2 separate regions of the Homo sapiens genome follow, and region 2 is linked to region 1. The links are chromatin loops, found by intact Hi-C in ENCODE. Cell type or tissue: endothelial cell of umbilical vein. All regions are shown on one strand. Links, peaks and the distances in the headings refer to the core of each region. The heading gives the core; the rest is flanking DNA.

Region 1 (10,359 bases), core at 2,888-6,887:
TTACAGGCATGAGCCACTGTGCCCGGCCTCTGCCCCTTTTTTCTACAACAGGGGGCAGAGAGATAGAACCCTGGTTTTCTGGTTTCCTTGCAGGCAGGAGCAGCAAAACAGACACATTCTGGCCAGAGACAAAGGAAACGAAGGAGACAAGGAGACAAAGGTCTACTGAGAAGGCTGAAAAGTGAAATAGTGGAGGTTCTGGAAGGCTTTTCCTTCCTTCCTTCCTTCCTTCCTTCCTTCCTTCCTTCCTTCCTCTCTCTCTTTCTTTCTCTCTTTTTTTTTTTCAGGAAGTCTTTGTTTTTTTTTGCCCTCCTCATAACTTCCTAGAAAGCACATGTGGGCTGGGTGCAGGGGTTCACGCCTGCAATCCCTATGCTTTGGGAGGCTGAGGCAGGAGGATCGCTTGAGCCCAGGAGTCTGAGACCAGCCTGGGCAACATAGCAAGACCCCATCTCTACAAAGAAAAAAAAATAGGCAGGTGTGGTGGCAAGCACCTGTAGTCACAGCTACTTGGAAAGATGAGGCAGGAAGATTGCTTGAGTTCAGGAGTTCGAGGCTGCAGTGAGCTGTGATTGTGCTGCTGTACTGCATCCTGGGCAACAGAACGAGACTATGTCAGAAAGAAAGAAAGAGAGAAAGAGAGAGAGAGGAAGGAAGGAAGGAAGAAAAGAGAAGGGAAGGGAAGGGAAAGGAAAGGAAAGGGAGGAAGGAAGGGAAAGAAGAAGCAAGGAAGAAAGAGAGAAAGAAAGGAAAGAAAGAAAAGGAAGAAAAGCGAGGAAGGAATGAAGGAAGGGAGGGAGGGAGGAAGGGAGAGAGAAAAAAGGAAGGAAGGAGAGGGAATGAAAGGAAAGAAAAAGAAAGAAAGCCTGGGCACAGTGGCTCAGGCCTGTAATCTCAGCACTTTGGGAGGCCGAGGTGGGCGGATCACGAGGTCAAGAGATCAAGACCATCCTGGCCAACCCCGTCTCTACTAAAAATACAAAAATTAGCTGGGTGTGGTGGTGTGTGCCTGTAATCCCAGCTACTTGGGAGGCTGAGGCAGGAGAATCGTTTGAACCTGGGAGGCAGAGGTTGCAATGAGCCGAAATCACGCCATTGCACTCCAGCCTGGCAACAGAGTGAGACTCTGTCTCTGTCTCGAAAAAAAAAAAAAAGGAAAGAAAGAAAGGAGAGGAAGGAATGAAGGAATGAAGGAGAGGGAGGGGGAGAGAGAGGAGGGCGAGTAAGCAGATATGATGATATCATGCAAGAAGTAACCAACATCTTGTAAGCTGCTCTGAGCAACAAACAAGACCAAGCATCATCAAGTTGAGATTGGCCGAGTGGAGAGACACATCCTGAGCCTCTCACAGCATCTGTGAGCATGGAGTTTTCTGTTCCTTTCATCTAAAACATTCCCAAATGACCTATACTGTTCTTAAAACCTGGGAGAATTTGCCATTGTGTTGAATTCAACATATACACACAGAACAAATCTTCAAGTGAAAAAAATTCAAATGGTGAGAAATGTTCTCCTGAGACTTTTCATACATTTAAATTTTTTCATTTTGGGGATGACCATATTTTGAGATAAAATGAAAGATCACGGGCTGCCAAATTCCAGTATGATTATGGAGACCAAAGGAGGGAAATGTTATTAAAATTGGGGTGCTCTTGAAAAACCTATTGTCTGTGAATTTATGTCCTTAGGCCACTTTCCAAAAGCACTTTCGTTTCAACGTAATCAAAGAACATCATTTTACACCCACTCTTCTAAGAAATAAATTTCAGAATCATTTTTCAAGGTTGGAAAATAGGAACCTTGTCTAGAGAAATCACTTTGCTTTTGAGTCACTGTTACTGCAAGACTTCCCACAAAATAACATTGACAATATCCTCAGAAATCCTTGAATAGTATTCATGCATTATTATCAGCTAAAATGATGATTATCTTTGGGCTTGCAATGGAGCAAATAATTCTTAGATCATTTCTCTTTTTCAAAAAATTCTTAACCTGTTGTGGTAGCTCATGCCTGTAATCCCAGCACTTTGGGAGGCCGAGGAGGGTGGATTGCTTAAGCCTAGGAGTTTAAGACCAGCCTGGGCAACACAGTGAAAGCCTGTCTCTACAAAAATTAGCTAGATGGGGTAGCACATGCCTGTAGTCCCAGCTACTTGGGAGGCTGAGGTGGGAGGATTCACTGAGCCCAGGAGGTTGAGGCTGCAGTAAGCCAGGATCCCACCACTGCACTCCAGCCTGGGCAACAGAGCAAGACTTTGTCTCAAAATACATAAATGCATAATAATAATATATTTTTCTGACATCAAGAGTTGGTCATATATATATGTGTGTGTGTGTATATATATGTGTATATGTATATATTTTTTATATGTAAAATATATATGTATATATTTTTTTGAGACACAGTCTCACTCTGTCGCCCAGGCTGGAGTGCAGTAATGTGATCTTAGCTCACCACAATCTCCACCTCCCGTGTTCAAGCAATTCTCTTGCCTCAGCCTCCCGAGTAGCTGGGATTACAGGCGCGTGCCACCATGCCTGGGTAATTTTTGTATTTTTAGTAGAGACGGGGTTTCACTATGTTGGCCATGCTGGTCTTGAACTCCAGCGATCCTCCCACCTTGGCCTCCCATAGTGCTGAGAATACAGACGTAAGCCACTGTCCCTGGCCAAGATTCTTTTTCTTCTAGCAAAGGCTTTCTTCTGAACACAAAAGGAGCTGAGATTTTGGCTGTTTACTCATGGCAAAATGACAGAAAGTCATTTAGATCTTTTTTTTTTTTTTTGAGACAGAGTCTCGCTCTGTTGCCCAGGCTGGAGTGCAGTGGCACGATCTCGGCTCACTGCAAGCTCCGCCTCCCGGGTTCACGCCATTCTCCTGCCTCAGCCTCTGGAGTAGCTGGGACTACAGGCGCCCGCCACCACACCCAGCTAATTTTTTTGTGTGTATTTTTAGTAGAGACGGGGTTTCACTGTGTTAGCCCGGATGGTCTCGATCTCCTGACCTCGTGATCCGCCCGCCTCAGCCTCCCAAAGTGCTGGGATTACAGGCGTGAGCCACTGCGCCCGGCCAGAAAGTCATTTAGATCTTATTTGGTTTTGAAACATTTGGATATTGACACTAACAGGTGAAATATGTGGGCGTGTGCATTTTCCCCTCAGCTCTGACTGCTGTTTGCTTGTTGAATAGACTCCTGAGTCTAGAATCAATGGATTCTTCCTCCTCATAGGCACAGCAGCTAGGACAAAGAGGTCATATTTTTGCCTGGAGATGTTTCCAGGCCCTGATAAGCCTGACATTGGCTACAACAGGAAACCCCCTTCCCAATTCTGAGCAGCTGGAGGCTGTGGCCTCGGTTCCTGAGGACTCCTTGAAACGGGACAGAAATGCAAAGACAGTGTCCTCATCCTGGTGGGAAAACAGTAGGTCTGGGGAATTCACTTCATGTCTCAGTGATAACATCCCCTGTGACTTGGAGTAAGTCACATCACGGTCATGTCCCCAGCTCCCTCTGTCCTGGTCAATAGGAGTTGGAGGGAGCAGTGCTCCAGATGACCTTGTGGGAGTGGTGAGAGGCCACGGTTTTCCTTGGGGGCATTTCCCCAAAGATGTGGCTGCCACCTACCAGGTGTGACTTCAGGTGAGTCGGAGTAGCAGCCAGGGCTGCCTGAGTGGAGGTCGAGGGAAAGTCACTGCCTGCATCGGCTGTCCCCTCCTTCCCCTTCAAGGCTGCCTTTGATCTCTGCTGTCAACAGAAATTGCAGCTCATGCTGAAGTTTTCTGGCCTGGTCTTTCACCCCCCACATTCAGTCTGGTTGGTCAAGTCACGTGTAATTTCCACACCCCCTCAAAGGTTGTGCAACTACCATGCAAATGCATTTCAAGTTTAGCTACCTTTTTTTTTTTTTAAACAGAGTGAACTTTCTTTCTTTTTTTATTTTTGAGACAGAGTCTCACTCTGTCACACAGGCTGGAGTGCAGTGGCATGATTTTGGCTCTCTGCAACCTCCGCCTCCTGGGTTCAAGCGATTCTCCTGCCTCAGCCTCCTAAGTAGCTGGGATTACAGGCGCCTGCCTCCACACCCAGCTAATTTTTCTGTATTTTTAGTAGAGACGGGGTTTCACCATATTGGCCAGTCTGGTCTCGAACTCTTGACCTCGGGTGATCCGCCCACCTTGGCCTCCCAAAGTGCTGGGATTATAGGCATGCACCACCGCTCCCAGCCAGCAGAGTAAACTTTCTTGAATGAATTTTCTTACTATTTAATTTATTTAATTATTTTATTTTATTTTATGATACATGCAGTCTTACTCTGTTGCCCAGGCTGGAGTACTATGGCACCATCATAACTCCCAGCGGCTTTGAACTCCTGGGCTCAAGCGATCCTCCTGAGTAGCTGGAACCACAGCTGCATGCCACCACCCCTGACTTTGATTTATTTCTGCTGGCCCATTTCTCTGCCTCACAATGGTAGAGAAATGCCTGAGTCACAGATAGGCTAGGTGACCAGGGAAGCTTGGAAGAAACCCCACAGGCCACCCAAGCTCCCAGGCTACCATTTGGAGATCGTTGCTTCGGAGGAATCCCGGGTCAGGCTGCTGGAATCTGGACTCACACTTCCGAAACCTCAGTGTTCTGATCGATGCTTTACAAGCTGGCTTTGCCCACCTCTCCCATGGAACACCCTTCCTCCACTGGTCTTTTGAAATTATTGCTGTTGGTCTGATTTTGCTGCCTCTGCTACCAGACGGTAAGCAAACCCTGCTGTCACTTTCTTGCTGTGTGTCCTGGTAAGATGTTTCTCCACATTGAGCCTTTCCCCCTGCTTATTGGCAAAATGGGAATGAGACACTGTGAGTTTTACCCACATGGTATAGACAGAGCCTGCAGGGTACTGGGTATGGGTCTGGGGATCTGAGATGTCCCTTCATCAGCAGCCTTTATATCAGCAGCCACACCTCCTCTGTAGGGTTTCACCCTAGCTTAGCTCTCTGAGGACCAGGTCTCCCCTGGAGCCACGTCCTTGTCTGCCAGGGTGGGTTGAGGCATGACTCACTATGACCAGAGACTCACCCTTGAGTCACTTGGATCAGGCAGCCCAGGACGGATGTGACGTCATCAGCAAATACAAGCAGTCATAGACACAGGGGCAGCTCTGTTTGTCTTGGAGATAAACTCCACCACCCAGGCTGGGCTTTGTGGAAAAGGTGAAGGACACCAGGATCATAGGTATTAACTTCCTATGATGACATGTTTGTGGAGGGACCGGAGAATCTCAGGGTGAGAAAATCGCTGGGGATTGTTCTGTAGCGGAGGAAGGTGTGTCCTTGGCTACTGTAGGGAAAGGTTGCCCTTACTTTGAGGTTGTGTTCTTATCTCCTCCATGTCTCTAACTTTTATAATCCAACCAGAGGATCTTCTAATAAATACTCTGCCTCCTATTACTGTATGTCTCAGCTAAAAGACATATCCTACTGGCCAGGCGTGGTGGCTCACACCTGTAATCCCACACTCTGGGAGGCCGAGGCGAGTGGATCACTTGAGGTCAGGCATTCGAAACCAGCCTGGCTAACATGGTGAAACTCCATCTCTACTAAAAACATAAAAATTAGCCAGGTGTGGGTGGTACATGCCTGTAATCCCAGCTACTCAGGAGGCTGAGGCAGGAGAATCTCTTGAACCCAGGAGGCGGAGGTTGCAGTGAGCCAGGATCGCACCACTGTACTCCAGCCTGGGCGACAAGAGTGAAACTCTGTCTCATAAAAAAAAAAAAAAAAATAGACATACCCTACCCGGGGAAGGTAGGGGCGGCTTTTTAGCCCCGGAGAGCTCATTCAACCCCTAGCCCTGTGCCTGCCTCCCTCGCTGGATAGCAAACTGAAACCAGTCTCCCCCATGTAAACCCAGGGCCCCCATGGGGCCTGGATTTTGTCATTTTCTTCGGGGTCATGTAACTCTTGGTTATACAACAAGAGAGGTGATGGGATTTCCTTCTAGGGTGGTGAAAAGGTTTTGAACTAGTCAGAGGTGAGGATTGTACAACATTGTGAATGTACTGGATCTCCCTGAATTGTACATTTTATTTTACTGATTTACTTATCTATCTGTTTATTTATTTTTTGAGACAGAGTCTCACTCTGTCGCCCAGGTTGGAGTGCAGCGGTGTGATCATAGCTCACTGCAACCTCAACCTCCTGGGCTCAAGTGATCCTCCTGCCTCAGCCTCCAGAGTAGCTGGGACCACAAGTGTGCAGCACTGTGCCCAGCTCATTTTAAAAATATTTTGCAAATCTGAGGTCTTGCTATGTTGCCCAGGCTGGTCTTAAACTCCTAGGTTCAAGCGATCCTCTCACCTCAGCCTCTCTAGTACCTAGGACCACAGGTGCACACTACTGTGCCTGGCTAATTTTTTGATTCTTTGTAGACATGAGGTCTCACTGTGTTGCCCAAGCTGGTCTCAAATGCCTTGACTCAAGCAATCCTTCTGCCTTGGTCTCCCAATGTGCTGGGATTACAGGCGTGAGCCACCTTACCTGGCTGAATTGTACATTTTATTCTCTCTCTCTCTCTCTTTCTATATATATGTGTATATATATATGTATATATGTATATATGTGTATATATATATGTATATATATGTATATATGTATATATGTGTATATGTGTATATATATAATTTTATTTATTTATTTATTTATTGAGATGGAGTCTCACTCTGTAACCCAGGCTGGAATGCAATGGTGTGATCTCGGCTCACTGCCACCTCTGCCTCCCAGGTTAAAGCGATTCTCCTGCCTCAGTCTCCTGAGTAGCTGGGATTACAGGTGTGCACCACCACGCCCGGCTAATCTTTGTATTTTTAGTAGAAACAGGGTTTCATCATATTGCCCAGGCTGATCTCGAACACTGTCTCAAAATAAATAAATAAATAGTGTGCTAAGTCAATTTCTCCCTCTCCACACCTGTCCAGTCTTATTCTTCCTGAGTGTGCTATATCAGAGTTGTGGATGGACGAAAGGAGAGGATCGTGACAGGCAGCAGCCCTGGAGTTCCACTCTCCCCTGCAGGGAAGGCTAAGGGGCCTGCCTTGCGCTACGGTTTCATAGAACTGGAGTCCGTCAAACCTTCCTGAGCCCTAGCGGTAGCCTGGGAGTCAGGAGGGGCAGGTGTGTGGGGAGCTGCGCTGACTGCCCACTGCGTCCACTAGATGGCGCGCTGGCTGCACAGGTAAGCGCGTCGCACCTTCCCTGAGTGGGTCCAGCTTTCGGGAATCACCTGCCGGTATAGCCAGCACCTGTTAGCTGATCCCCGCCCCAGGTCTGCTGCATAGACGAGGAGACTGAGGCACGAACAGGTGAAATGACTCAACTGTTATCTTTTTTTTTTTTTTCTGAGACAGAGTCTCACCCTGTTTCCGAGGCTAGGGTACTGTAACGCAATCACAACTCACTACGGCCTCATCCTCCTGGGCTCAAGCAATCCTCCCACCTCGGCCTCTCGAGTAGGTGGGATCATAGGTGTGCATCATCATACCCAACTAATTAAACACTTTTTTTTTTTTCCAGACAGGATCTCTGTTGCTGGAGTGCAGGGGCACGATCTCGGCTCGCTGCAGCCTCCGCCTCCCGGTTCAAACGATTCTCGTGCCTCAGTCTCTCAAGTACTGGGATTACAGGCGTGCACCACCAACCCCGGCGAATTTTTGTATTTTTAATAGAGATGGGGTTTCACCATGTTGGCCAGGATGGTCTTGAGCTCCTGGCCTCAACTGAGCCTCCCGCCATGGCCTCCCAAAGTGCTGAGACTGCAGGCATGAGCCACCACACCCAGCTAATTTTTGTATTTTTAGTAGAGACAAGGTTTCACCACGTTGGCCAGGCTGGTCTTGAACTTCTGGCCTCAAGTGATCCACTCATCTTGGCCTCCCAAAGTGGATCACTTGTTTCTGATCTGTTTTAGAGGTATCTTTGAGAGCCTGGTGAACGTTACAAGACCCCTTCTTAAAAATTTTTTTGAAATCAATTTCATGGGCTTCAAGAACACCACAGGAATAGATTAAGAACATGTCCTTCATGTTTGCAGTGTATATGTTTAATTGGGCTTTGGCCAGAGGCAGTGGCTCACGCCTGTAATCCCAGCACTTTGGGAAGCTAAGGCAGGAGGATCGCTTGAACCCAGCAGATTGAGATCAGCCTGGGCAACATAGCAAGACCCTGTCTCTAACAACCCCCGCCCCGCCCCCCACCCAAAATTAGCCAGGTGTGGTGGTGCGTGCCTGTAGTCCCAGCTACTCAGGAGGCTGAGGTGGGAGGATCCACTGAGCCCAAGAGGCTGAGGTTGCAGTGAGCCATGATCACACCACTACACTCCAACCTGGGTGACAGAGCGAGACCTTGTCTCAAAAAGAAAAAAAAAAGGAGTTTACATTAGCTCTTAACTTTCAATTCCAGATGTGAATATAATAATGTAATCCATCCACTTACTAAAAAAAATATTTACTGAGCACCTCCTATGTGCTAGGCACTGTTCTAGGTGCTGGGGATACTTGCTTTTGTGTAGTTTACCTTTTAAAGGGGGAAGACAAGTGATAAAAATGGACAAACTGTAGTAGTCATTAGTGCTGTTCTCTAAATATTTCAAATACTCCCCCTTCTTGGTACATGGTAGGATTTTTAATTTTTCTTTAATTAGTAGAAAATTTTTTTTGGCTGGGCATGGTGGCTCAGCTCATGCCTGTAATCCCAGCACTTTGGGAGGCCAAGGCAGGTGGGCCACCTGAGGTCAGGAGTTCGAGACTAGCCTGGTCAATATGGTAGACTAAAAACACACAAAAAAATAGCTGGGCATGGACCTTTAGTCCCAGCTACTTGGGAGGCTTAGGCAGGAGGATCACTTGAACCTGGGAAGCGGAGGTTGCAGTGAGCCAAGATTGTGCCATTGCACTCCAGCCTGGGCACTGCAGCGAGACTCCACCTAAAAAAACAAAAAACAAACAAACAAACAAAAAAACTGCAAACAACAACAAAAAAAAACACCAAACAAAAAAACCCACAAATTTTTAAATTTTCTTTTCTTTTTTTTTTTTTTTTTTTAAGTAGTGGTGAGGCCTTGCTATGTTGCTCAGGCTAGTCTTGAATTCCTGAGCCCAAGCGATCCTCCTACCTTGGCCTCCCAAAATTCTGGGATTACAGGCTTGAGCCATGGAGCCCAGTCATGGTACAATTTTACTTCCTGCTTCTCTTATGGTTGGCTGAAATCATGTGACCAGTTCTGGCCAATGAATTGTGAGGAGTGGTGATGCCATACTTCAGGGCTGAGCGTTTAATTGCTGGTGAGAGGCCCCCTAGAGCTTTCCCTCTGCCCCAGGCATGAGAACTGGAAATATTTAAAATGAAGTCTGTTTAATCAGTATAGATCCCTGAGTCATGAAGCATGAGTGAGAAATAAACATTTTTTTACATCACTGAGATTTTGGGGTTTGCAGTGTATGTTACAGCAGTATAACCTGGCCTGTTCTGACTGATGCAACAATAAGAAGATCATAGAATTTTATAGATTGCTAGGAGATTAGAGCAATGGAGAAAAGAAAATGTTGAGCAGGATCAATGGTATTGCTGGGGACTAGGTGTGGTGGCTCATGCCTGTAATCCCAGCACTTTGGGAGGCTGAGGCAGGAGGATTGCTTGAGCTCAGGAATTCAAGACCAGCCTGGACAACATAGCAAGGCCCCATCTCTAACAAAACCCAAAAATAACCGGGCATGGTGGTGTGCACCTGTGGTCCCAGCTACTCAGGAGCCTGAGGTAGGAGGACGGCTTGAGCCAGGAAGGCTGAGGCTGCAGTAAGCTGTGTTTGAGCCACTGCACTCCAGCCTGGGCAACAGAGCAAGACCCTGTCTCAAAAAAAAAAAAAAAAGGGACGGAAAGGGTGGAGGGGAAGGAAGATGGAATGGTGAAGATGTGATCAAGGTGGGCTTCTTTGAGAAAGTAATATTTGAAAAGGAAGAAGGCAGTAAGCTGTGCAGGTACCTGGCGTGAAGGGGGTCCCAGGCAGGGGAGCAGCCAGGGATACACCAAAGGTTGGAGGTGTGTCTGATGTATTCCAGGAAGATCAAGCGGGTGGTGGGTGAACCAGGTGAGAAGTGAGGTCAGAGAAATAAGAGGGGCCAGGTCATGTGGAGCCTCATGGCCACGGGAGGATGTCACCATGTTTTCGGCGTGAACTTGGGAACCATGGTAGGGATTGGAACCCAAACATGACATGATATGATTTATTTATTTATTCATCCTGAGACAGAGTTTCGCTTTTTTTGCCCAGGCTGGAGTACAATGGCATGATCTTGGCTCACTGCAACCT
Region 2 (4,000 bases), core at 1-4,000, 64 kb before region 1:
CACCTGTAATCCTAGCATTTTGAGAGGCGTAGGCGGGTGGGTCACCCGAGGTCAGGAGTTTGAGACCAGCCTGGCCAAGATGGTGAAACCATGTGTCTACTAAAAATATGAAAATTAGCCGGGTATGGTGGTGGGCACCTGTAATCCCAGTTGCTCAGAAGGCTGAGGCATGAGAATTGCTTGAACCCTGGAGGCAGAGGCTGCAGGGAGCCAAGATCACGCCACTGCACTCCAGCCTAGGTGATGGAGTGAGGTTCCGTCTCAAAAAAACAAAAACAAAAAATACCCCATAGATATATACATGCACATGAAAGAAATTTCACCATCACAAAATACTTTCCTCACTGAAATGAAAGTTCTAAGCCTGTGTTGTTTATACCAACATCGTTGCTGTGGAAATAGCTGTTTCAACATTAGGAACTCACGACTGACTCAAGTAAGGTGTGGAGCAGAAGTCTTATTTAAACAGTGGCAGGACCCATAAAACATTAAAAAGGCAAACTGGGTGTGGTGAGTCAGAGCACCATATGTTTTAATGTAAGGGTCACACATGTTTTCTTTCTGATGCATGACACCAATAGGATGTTTCTTTTTATTCATGCTATTTTTGGAACCCTATAATCATCTCAACGACTCCCCCAAATATCCTAGGTTTTGCTGTCTGCTTCTGTCTACATCCGGCAGCCTCCGTATTTTATTAAATTCATTGTGCTTAGAACAGAGTTACTACAGTTCAGTCCTCGCTGGCACATGCAGGATTATGGCACCAACCAGGGCACAAGCAGGATTTTGGAAAACTTCTGCATGTAACTGAGTCTATTAAATATAGCAGTACTGGGCTGGGTGAGGCCAGTCATCCTAGCACTTTGAGAGGCCAAGGCAGGGGGAATCCTAGAGGCCAAGAGTTCAAGACCAACCTGGCCAACACAGAGAGACCCCCTAAAATATATATAAATATATAAATATATTTATATATTTATATATATACACATATATTTATATTATGTATATTATAAATATACATAATATATATATTATAAATATATTTATATTATATATAAATATATATACATACATATTTATATTATAAATATACATATTTACATTATAAATACACATATATTTATATTATAAATACACATATATTTATAAATATACATATATTTATATTATAAATATATGTATATTAATATTATAAATACATATATATTTATATATGTATATTATATGTATATTTATAATATACATATATTTATATATGTATATTATATATATTTTTATATATATAAATAATATTATGGCTGGGCGCGGTGGCTCACACCTGTAATCTCAGTACTTTGGTAGGCTGAGGCAGGAGGATCACCTGAGGTCAGGAGTTCGAGATCAGCCTGGCCAACATGGCGAAACCCCGTCTCTACTAAAAATACAAAAAAATTAGCCAGGCGTGGTGGCGGGCATCTGTAGTCTCAGCTACTTAGGAGGCTGAGGCAGGAGAATTGCTTGAACCTGGGCAGCAGAGGTTGCAGTGAGCCGAGATCGTGCCACTGCACTCCAGCCTGGGTGACAGAGCAAGACTCTGTCTCAATAAAATAAAATAAAATAAAATAAAATAAAATAAAATAAAATAAAAAATTAAAAAATACATAGATCGCTTTCTCGCAGTACTGACTTATTCACTAACAAGGCATCACTTCCAGCATATGGTCTACCGTGTGCCTATGGCTTTATACGGAGACTGTGAGGACCCAGATCGCCTCTGCACCCAACAGCCCAGCTCCTCAACTCCACTGTCAGGCCTCTCATTTGTCCCTGTCTTTTATGGGTCAGTTAAGAGCTTCCCAAACAATCCTAAAAACCCTCAGGCCAACCCCATCGAGAAACCATGTGACTTGCCCGCACCTTCCCTTGGTGATGCCCCCACTCCTCTGCTTCCCCTTCCTACTTCTTAACTGGACATGGATGCACTTTTCTTTAAATACGCACACACTTTACCATGATTTTCCTCCGGTTAAGCCAGAAATTTTACCCTTTGTACAATAAAACATATTCAACAAGTTTTTTAAATGAGAGTGCTGTGTGGGGCCGTTTTAAAAGCCCACCTTTCCCTAACCCCCGACAGTGAAGTGTTCTATAAACAGAAGCCCAGATCCCCTCGGCAGCGGGCACTGCCCAGGGTGTAACCGCCCTCTCTGCCTGCACAGGAGAGCGATTCATACCAGCAGAACCGGAAAAATCACAGCTGAAAGCAACCAGGGAAGAGGCAAGGGCCAAGAGAGCAATGTAAAGGAGTCGGATTTTCTACTAGGTGAGTCACAGGAAACACTCTGGCCACAGCCCGAGGCCCCAGGAGGCCCGGCTCGCCCATCAGGAATGTAGGTCAAACTCCCAGCGGGAAGGGTGAGAGCCCAGGCACCCAGGGCAAAAGCTCAAGTTCCTAGGAGAACAGGGAGGCTGGCCAGAAAACAAGGCCTCCACTCGCCCTCCGGCACCAGTCCCAGCCCACCCTACGACTAAGCATCAATTTCCACAGACCGCGGTGAAGTAGAACCACAGCATGCTGGCCCAGATCTCTCCTCTGTTCTGGACTGGGCCATCCCACGCGTTTCTCTTGGGGTTCACAGGATGACAAGTGGGGTTTATGTATAAAGGGACAGATCGCTCACCCAGTTCAGTTGACACGGGGGACCCAGTGGCAATCTCACCGATCTTGGCCACTCCATCGTAGTAGGCTTTTCCTGCCAGGATCATAGCTAGACACAAAAGGTGACACACAAAATCGTCACTTAGACAAGGAAAGGAGGAAGCAACACAAGTTTTCTTCCAAACACCCCCTGGTCCCTTCTGGCTGCAGGAAGGTTTGGGCTGTGGCAGGTGTGGCTCTCAGGAGGTAAGACCTGTGTTGAGAGTGGTGCCGGGGTGGAGGCCCTCCAGCCAAGGGACAGCCCCATGAGATCCTCGTCTCTGACCAGCCCCGGGGAACCTTCAGCAGCAGGTGCTGAAAGTCCAGAGAAGGCTCAGCTTGCTCCTGATGCCAGTTTCAGAGTGGATGCGTTCCTAACGTTGAACTAGGGCTTTGCCTGGGCACGGTGGCTCACACCTGTAATCCCAGCCCTTTGGGAGGCTGAGGTGGGAGGAGTTTGAGACCAGCCTGGGCAACATGGTAAAACCCCGCCTCTACAAAAAAAAAAAAAAATACATAAATTAGCCAGGCATGGTGGAGTGTGCCTGCAGTCCCAGCTACTTGGGAGGCTGAGGTGAGAGGATCGCTTGAGCCCAGGAGGCGGAGGTTGCAAGTGAGCCGAGATCATGACACTGCATTCTACTCTGGGTGACACAGCCAGATATTGTCTCAAAAATAAATATAAAAAAAGAAGATACATCCTCTCCAGCCAGAAATCTTTTCTGAGCTAGTTCTTCTCCAGCACTCCAGGTCTGCAACATTCTTAGTTAGGAGTTGTGTGAGGTGGACTAGGAGCCTGGTCCTTTGATGGCAGTGCTTAATTTTTCTATTGAAAAAGGCATTTTGAGCCACAACCAACCAACCTATTTGTTGCCAGGAGAGAATATATGAAATTTGAAATATATTATCATTCCAAAAAGCAACACAATTGTCTGAAAAAATAACTGAATGCTCTACTTTTTCTTTTTTGGCAAAGACAAGAAAACTTTTATTGCTACAAGGTGGGTTCTAATTATCTTAAAAATAGTACTGCCCCCTTCGAACTGATTCTGAAGACTAAATTATAACTATGTAACCTCCAGGGGCAAATTACTTACCCTTTCTGAAACAAAGGTTGCTCATCCTTAAAATGCCCTAAGAATGTGAGTGACAGATGAACAAATGGAAGCTGCTAATACACTTTTTTCACTTTACAATCTAGGTTTGAGGGTATTGAAGATGTATGATAGAGACCCAGCCTGGTTAGTGTAATTTTGGAGAAAAGCATTTATTTGGAATTTTACTCTAAGATTGGTTTCAGACATAGAAATCAGTTTCTCC

What was found. A loop is a pair of places that touch in the nucleus more often than their neighbours do. Peaks named below come from ENCODE experiments on the same cell type or tissue, not always from the same donor. Only the 100,000 strongest peaks of a DNase experiment are listed, where the experiment ranks them.
Region 2: a loop joins it to region 1, with 9 times the contacts of the local background. A loop is called at or near these places in 10 of 110 quality-filtered maps.

The regions. Positions count from the first base shown.
Region 1 is chr7:98,413,984-98,424,342 of GRCh38, forward strand. No RefSeq gene overlaps it. Among named protein-coding and RNA genes, the nearest start is that of BAIAP2L1, 18 kb to the left of the region's middle. RefSeq lists an enhancer at 4,370-5,569 and a silencer at 4,939-5,099. In endothelial cell of umbilical vein, for the core only: no CTCF peak of the experiment used is centred there; a DNase peak (open chromatin) is centred at 5,078; H3K27ac peaks cover 1,596 bases.
Region 2 is chr7:98,352,379-98,356,378 of GRCh38, forward strand. BAIAP2L1 (BAR/IMD domain containing adaptor protein 2 like 1) reads right to left here. Exons shown (of 14, transcript NM_018842.5): 3 at 2,664-2,750. Among named protein-coding and RNA genes, the nearest start is that of BAIAP2L1, 47 kb to the right of the region's middle. In endothelial cell of umbilical vein, for the core only: no CTCF peak of the experiment used is centred there; a DNase peak (open chromatin) is centred at 2,293; H3K27ac peaks cover 548 bases.